Linked DNA regions of Mus musculus: region 1 is linked to region 2. The links are chromatin loops, found by intact Hi-C in ENCODE. Cell type or tissue: heart. All regions are shown on one strand. Links, peaks and the distances in the headings refer to the core of each region. The heading gives the core; the rest is flanking DNA. Region 1 holds the start of Lrpap1 (low density lipoprotein receptor-related protein associated protein 1). Region 2 has its middle 12 kb from the start of Tnip2.

What was found. Peaks named below come from ENCODE experiments on the same cell type or tissue, not always from the same donor. Only the 100,000 strongest peaks of a DNase experiment are listed, where the experiment ranks them.
Region 1: it touches region 2 in a loop (3-fold over the local background); 1 of 42 quality-filtered maps calls a loop at or near these places.

What each region holds. Positions count from the first base shown.
Region 1 is chr5:35,103,849-35,106,745 of GRCm38, reverse strand. Lrpap1 (low density lipoprotein receptor-related protein associated protein 1) reads left to right here and starts at 1,047. Exons shown (of 8, transcript NM_013587.3): 1 at 1,047-1,267. The coding sequence starts at 1,055. In heart, for the core only: no CTCF peak of the experiment used is centred there; a DNase peak (open chromatin) is centred at 1,115; H3K4me3 peaks cover 2,242 bases; H3K27ac peaks cover 1,719 bases.
Region 2 is chr5:34,524,592-34,527,488 of GRCm38, reverse strand. It overlaps a transcript of Sh3bp2 not described here. Among named protein-coding and RNA genes, the nearest start is that of Tnip2, 12 kb to the right of the region's middle. In heart, for the core only: a CTCF peak has its summit at 1,655; DNase peaks (open chromatin) are centred at 908 and 1,638; H3K4me3 peaks cover 1,162 bases; H3K27ac peaks cover 705 bases.

The DNA of each region.
Region 1 (2,897 bases), core at 174-2,673, 580 kb before region 2:
CCTTGTCCTCCATGTATCTCCCTATTGGAGACCCTTTCTGGTTGTACTGGTTAGTTTTGTGTCAACTTGACACAGCTGGAGTTATCACAGAGAAAGGAGCTTCAGTTGGGGAAATGCCTCCACAAGATCCAACTGTAAGGCATTTTCTCAATTAGTGATCAAGTGGGGAGGTCCCCTTGTGATTGGTACCATCTCTGGGCTGGCAGTCTTGGTTCTATAAGAGAGCAGGCTGAGCAAGCCAGGGGAAGCAAGCCAGTAAGGAACATCCCTCCATGGCCTCTGCTCGGCTCCTGCTTCCTGACCTGCTTGAGTTCCAGTCCTGACTTCCTTGGTGATGAACAGCAGCATGGAAGTGTAAGCCGAATAAACCCTTTCCTCCCTAACTTGCTTCTTGATCATGATGTTTGTGCAGGAATAGAAACCCTGACTAAGACACTGGTCATCCTTACCAGACGACTCTTCTGCCTGTCCCTCCTGGGCCCAAACTGCTGGTGCCTGTACCAGACTCCTGGGTTCCTCGAGCACCAGGTTGTCACCAGGCCAGGCCATGTCCCCAACAGGCTTGCTGGGCCTCACTATGTCCATTGGATTTTCTCCAGGGCTGCAGGTGCAGAGACTAGGCAAGTGCACAAAGCCTTCCAAACAGAAACCCCGGAGGGGAAGTGTCTGGGATGTGTCCCAAAGACGGAGCTGAGATAGCTGCTCCCGGGTTTAATGGCAAAATCATCTTCCGCCGCACTTCTTGTGTGATTACGAGGAGTGGGGCGGTGCATAAGTGCGCTTTCCCAGCTGCTTCTCCTTACAGCCCCGCTAGTGAGCTCTGAATTTTGCAGCCCCAGCGTGAAAATACCTTGGGATAATTGCTCTTTGCTGGTGTTGGGCAGGGCGGAGCCAGAGACCGAAAAGTGGGCAGTCATATGGGCGGGGCCTGGGGTGGGCGGGATCGGATTGAGAAGGGAGGCGGGGCCTCGCGGAGACCGGTTGATGGGCGGGGCTACAGATGGGCGGTCCTACAAGACCCAGTCCTGTCAGTCTGCTAGCGCTTCAGAGGAAGATGGCGCCTCGAAGAGAGAGGGTCTCTACGCTGCCCCGGCTCCAACTGCTAGTGCTGTTGTTGCTGCCGCTGATGCTTGTGCCCCAGCCCATAGCAGGCCATGGCGGCAAGTACTCGCGAGAGAAGAACGAGCCGGAGATGGCCGCCAAGCGCGAGTCCGGGGAGGAGTTCCGCATGGAGAAGCTGAACCAGCTATGGGAGAAGGCCAAGCGGGTGAGCGGGGCCAGGGAGACGCGCGGGGATGGGGGCGAGGTGCTGCGTGTGAGCGAAGGAGAGCAGGGCCCTGATTGAGAGGCCAACATAACCTCTGGGACGGGGAACGGCCTACCCTTTGTACAGCCCCCCTTTAAATGTCAGGTGGGCCATCTTGACCTCACTTGTAATAAGAGACCCATAGGCCCTAAAGGAACTTGGTGCTGGTGTCAAGGGCCTGTGGTTGCCTTTAGTGCAATTAGGGACCCTAAAGAATGAGTGACACCCACCCTTCCTAGCTGTGGACACCTCTGCCCAAAAAGCTAATTTTCCAAAGAGCCAATTCAGATGGAGGTAGAGGGGAGGGGGGGCACTTTCTACATGGGGCCAGACTTGGAAGTCTTTTCTTTATCTGTATTTACTCCAATGAAAGAAAAAAAAAAACGGTGCCCTGAGATAAGACTGTATGGAGATTGCAGAAGCCCCAGTTGCTAATGGAGCTGGTTAATTTGGGTAAAGCAGTTCCTTAGGGGATTGGAATTCCTTAGTATAGGTAAACACTACACCCTGTCTGGGGAATGCTGAAGTTAGATTTAGTAGCTATGCTAATCTCTCTTCCTTTTGAAATGGAGATATCCAGAGCCTGAGGGCTGGCCTGGAACTTGGGTCCCCTCCCAGATTACAGTCCTAGGCTAGGACTTGGGCTTTTGTTTAAGTATTCTTTCAGAGCCACACTATCTTCCTCTAGAGCTTGCAGAGGGTTGCCCTTTAGCCCTCCAGCTTAAACATTCCTGAGTTTGAGGGGAGAGTAAATAATTTGCAAACTAAGTGATTTTTTAAAATAAAACCGTGTAGAACTTTGGCCCTGGAGACTTTGGATGGAGAGGTAGTTGGGAGGTTGGCTTCTGGGGAAGGGGAGTGGTGCCTCACAGACAGCTTAGTGGCCAGCCAGTGTCTTTGAGAGACTGCTGCAAGAGGGGGACAAGTGTCCAGCCTGCAAAGGTTTAGGACAGCCCTGTGGCCTGGAAAAGCAGTTCAGCTTTCTGGGGGAAGGGTCCGGGAGCAGAGCTGGGAGTGGCTGTGTGAAGAGCATGGGAGCAGTGGGAACCATCTAGGGTAAAAGGCTGGCTGTCCCTGACCGCCATCTCCAGGGGTGTGCCCACGGGATGAGTGTGCTTCACCTGGGATTACCCAGTAAGATGAGGATGGGGCCACGAAGACATTAGCAGGTACCGTCGAAGACTGTTGGGGAAATGTGGTCTGCTGTCCGTAGATCCTGGGGTCTCTTTCACTCAGAAGGTGGCCCCCAGTCCTCCACATGCACATCCAGGTGACTTTCATCCTCACTCTGTGCCTTGGTGGTCTCCTGGACCTCCACCATGGCCACTGATCAGTGGCAGCATCAGATTATATTTCTGCTGGTTGTCCACAGTCTGATGTCACTGTGCGGACGGCTGCTCTCGTCATCCTGTCTAAGCCTTGGGCTGCACGTCATTCCAGCCCTCCAGCCCTAAAGTTCTGCAGGGGATTTGCGTTCACTTTTTCTGTTGAACGGAGGGGGACATTCGTTCTTCCAGTGGCTTCCCTTACAGGATGTCCTGTGTCTACTCCCTCTACTTCCAAGGAGCCTAGGCCTTGAGGACATAGGTTG
Region 2 (2,897 bases), core at 232-2,731:
CCCACAGGGCCAATGCAGGCAGGAACCTGGAAGCCTGCCTTATGCCCCAGGCCTCTCCAGGCCTGGCCTTGCCCACCTCAACCACAAGACAAAATGGCCTGTTGTCCCTGTCTGAGCAGCACACACAGGGAAACACCCCAGCATCGGAGTCTCATCTACTCACCACTAGCAGACTGTGGGCACTCATAACCACCCCTGGGTAGAAAGTGTTTGCCACTCCTCATGTTACAGATGTAATGGAGGTTCAGCGGGAGGGAACGCCTGATGCACAGCATGTAGTTGAATTTGAACCCAAGCCTCCAGCCTGTGTTTGTGCCCTTCCATCTGCCCTTCTATGACTAAAGCAGGGCGTTTTGACTCTCTGGACCTTTTGAATTTCTGTAGGCCTACATATGCACATGCATCCATATGTGGACAAAAGGATACTGGGGGCTGACTCAGCACCCCACTTCCTCTGTCCATGTGAAAAGGAAGGGCAAAGGCAGTCCTGGAGTCTACCCTCTTCCCTTCTGTCTCTCCCAGCCCAGCCTCCCCCCAAAGGCTAGTCTCCCTTTCCTCTCCTACCAGAAGGGGCATGGGAAAGGAGGTGGACAGACCTGAGGTTGACATCTCCTTGGAGCCCTCTCATGCCCCAGGAGTGGAGAGCTAAATCTGGGGCCCAAGGCTGGGCTTCCCTACCAGGAAAAGAACGCTGTGGTCTAGAGGGACCGAAGCCAGTGAGTACAACACGCACCTAGATCACAGGGTTGACCTGAGTCTGTATTCTTGCTCCCAGCCCAGCGCCTAGCTCCTGAACCCATTCTGTGTTTCACCATTGATCCAGCAGGTGATATTCAGAGCCCCTTCAGGTGGGATGTAGCATCCTTAATAGTCACATGTAGTAATCCCGAAGTCCCACGCTGTGCCCAGCGGGGGGTGGCTTCTCTAGAGCTCTTATGGAGTAACCTGACAAAAGGCACAGAACTACCAGTGTCAAAGAATGGACAAACAGAAAGGCAGAAAGATAACAGGAGCTGCGCAGGGTCATGGGAGGTGGCAGAGGGAGTTGGCTCCAGCAGGACTCAATCTGTTAACAGCCAAGGCCCAGAGCCACAGAAGGGTGGAGGTGGAAACCCGCATGTCCGCTCTCTGAACACTCTTGTATCTTCTCAGAGACTCACTCCTCCTCAAGTCTCCAAACTCCCTACACCCACTCAGTCATTCACGCGTCAGTGTGAATCAGCACTAACAGGTGGCTTTTCTCTTAAACTTCATGAGCCTCTGAAGGAAGAAACCTTTGGAGGGAATGTAAGCAAATTTATCTCCCGAGTCTTTGGAAACCCCGCTAGATGTGCCCTGTAACCTAGGCCTAGCAACGTGTGCCGGAGGAGCCGGAGGGACCGGAGGGACACAGAACACTCGCCAAACCAGCCCTATCTCCTAGACTGAACGCCCAGCCCTGAGCCCAGACTGCCGCCGCCGTCCGCCCTGAGAACACCACTCCCACCTCACAGCGGGACACAGGTTCAAGGGACCCAGGCAGGTCTCTGAGACACCACTGTGCCGCGCATGTCCACGACCCGTCCCGAAACCCATGCAGTGCCTTACCCGCCGGTTCCCAGCCCAGGGACCCTGCGTCCGGGAGGCGGATCCCTGCTCTGTTGCTCCGCTTTGCGGCCAGTGAGGCCCGCAGCCAGGCACCCCGATGCAGGCCCCGCCTCCAATCTGGCCCCGCCTCCCAGGTTCTGATCCCCACCCTCGCACTGCCACTCCGCCCCACCCCTGGCCCGCCTTCTCCACCCGTTCCCTCTCCAGCTCTGGCAGCTTAACACACCTTTTCTTTTTCTTTTTTTCTTTTTCTTTTTCTCTTTCTTTTTCTTTTTCTTTTTTCTTTCTCTTTCTTTTTCTTTCTTTTTCTTTTTCTTTCTTTTTCTTCTTTTTCTTTTCTTTTCTCTTTTCTTTTCTCTTTTCTTCTCTTCTCTTCTTTTCTTTTCTTTTCTCCTTTTCTTTTTCTTTTTTTCTTTCTTTCTTTCTTTTTTTTTTGTTTTTTCGAGACAGGGTTTCTCTGTATAGCTCTGGCTATCCTGGAACTCACTTTGTAGACCAGGCTGGCCTCGAACTCTGAAATCTGCCTGCCTCTGCCTCCCAAGTGCTGGGATTAAAGGCGTGCACCACCATGCCCAGCCTTTTCTTTTCTTTTCTTTTCTTTTCTCTTCTCTTCTCTTCTCTTCTCTTCTCTTCTCTTCTCTTCTCTCTTCTCTTCTTCTTTTCTTTCCTTTCCTTTCCCTTTCTTTTCTTTTCTCTTTTCTCTTCTCTTCTCTACCCCTCCCCTTTCCCCCTCCCCCTCTCCCTCTCTTCCCCCTCCCCCACTTCCTTCCCCTCTCCCCCTCTCCCTCTCTTCCCCCTCCCTCCCTCCCCTCCCCTCTCCCCCACTCCCTCTCTCCCCCACTCCCTCTCTCCCCCACTCCCCTCTCTTCCCCATTCCCCTCTCTCCCCCCTCCCCTCTTCCCCCTCTCTCCCCCCTCCCCTCTTCCCCCTCTTCCCTCCCCTCTCTCCCCTCCCCCTCTCCTCCCCCTCCCTCCTCTCCCCCTCCCCCTCCGCAGGTGAAGGCAGTGAGGAGAGGAGCAGGGAGCCCAGAATCCTAGCCCTTCAGCCCTCAGGGTTGACACACTCATCATTCCTGTCTCTGCCCCCAGGGCAACACCACCTGTCCACAGTTTAGCTCTCATGGATCCCAGAGGCTGAGGAGACAGGTGCTGACTGGTGGAGATGCCATCCCTCTGGGGTACCCATCATGTTCCCACCTCTGGCTGCCCAGGTATCACCTCTGTGTACCTAAGTTGTCTATGATCCTCTGCCTGCCCAGGCTGCTCCATCTTCTCCTGTGGAGAGTGCCAGGTGCACAGCACTAGGCTGTT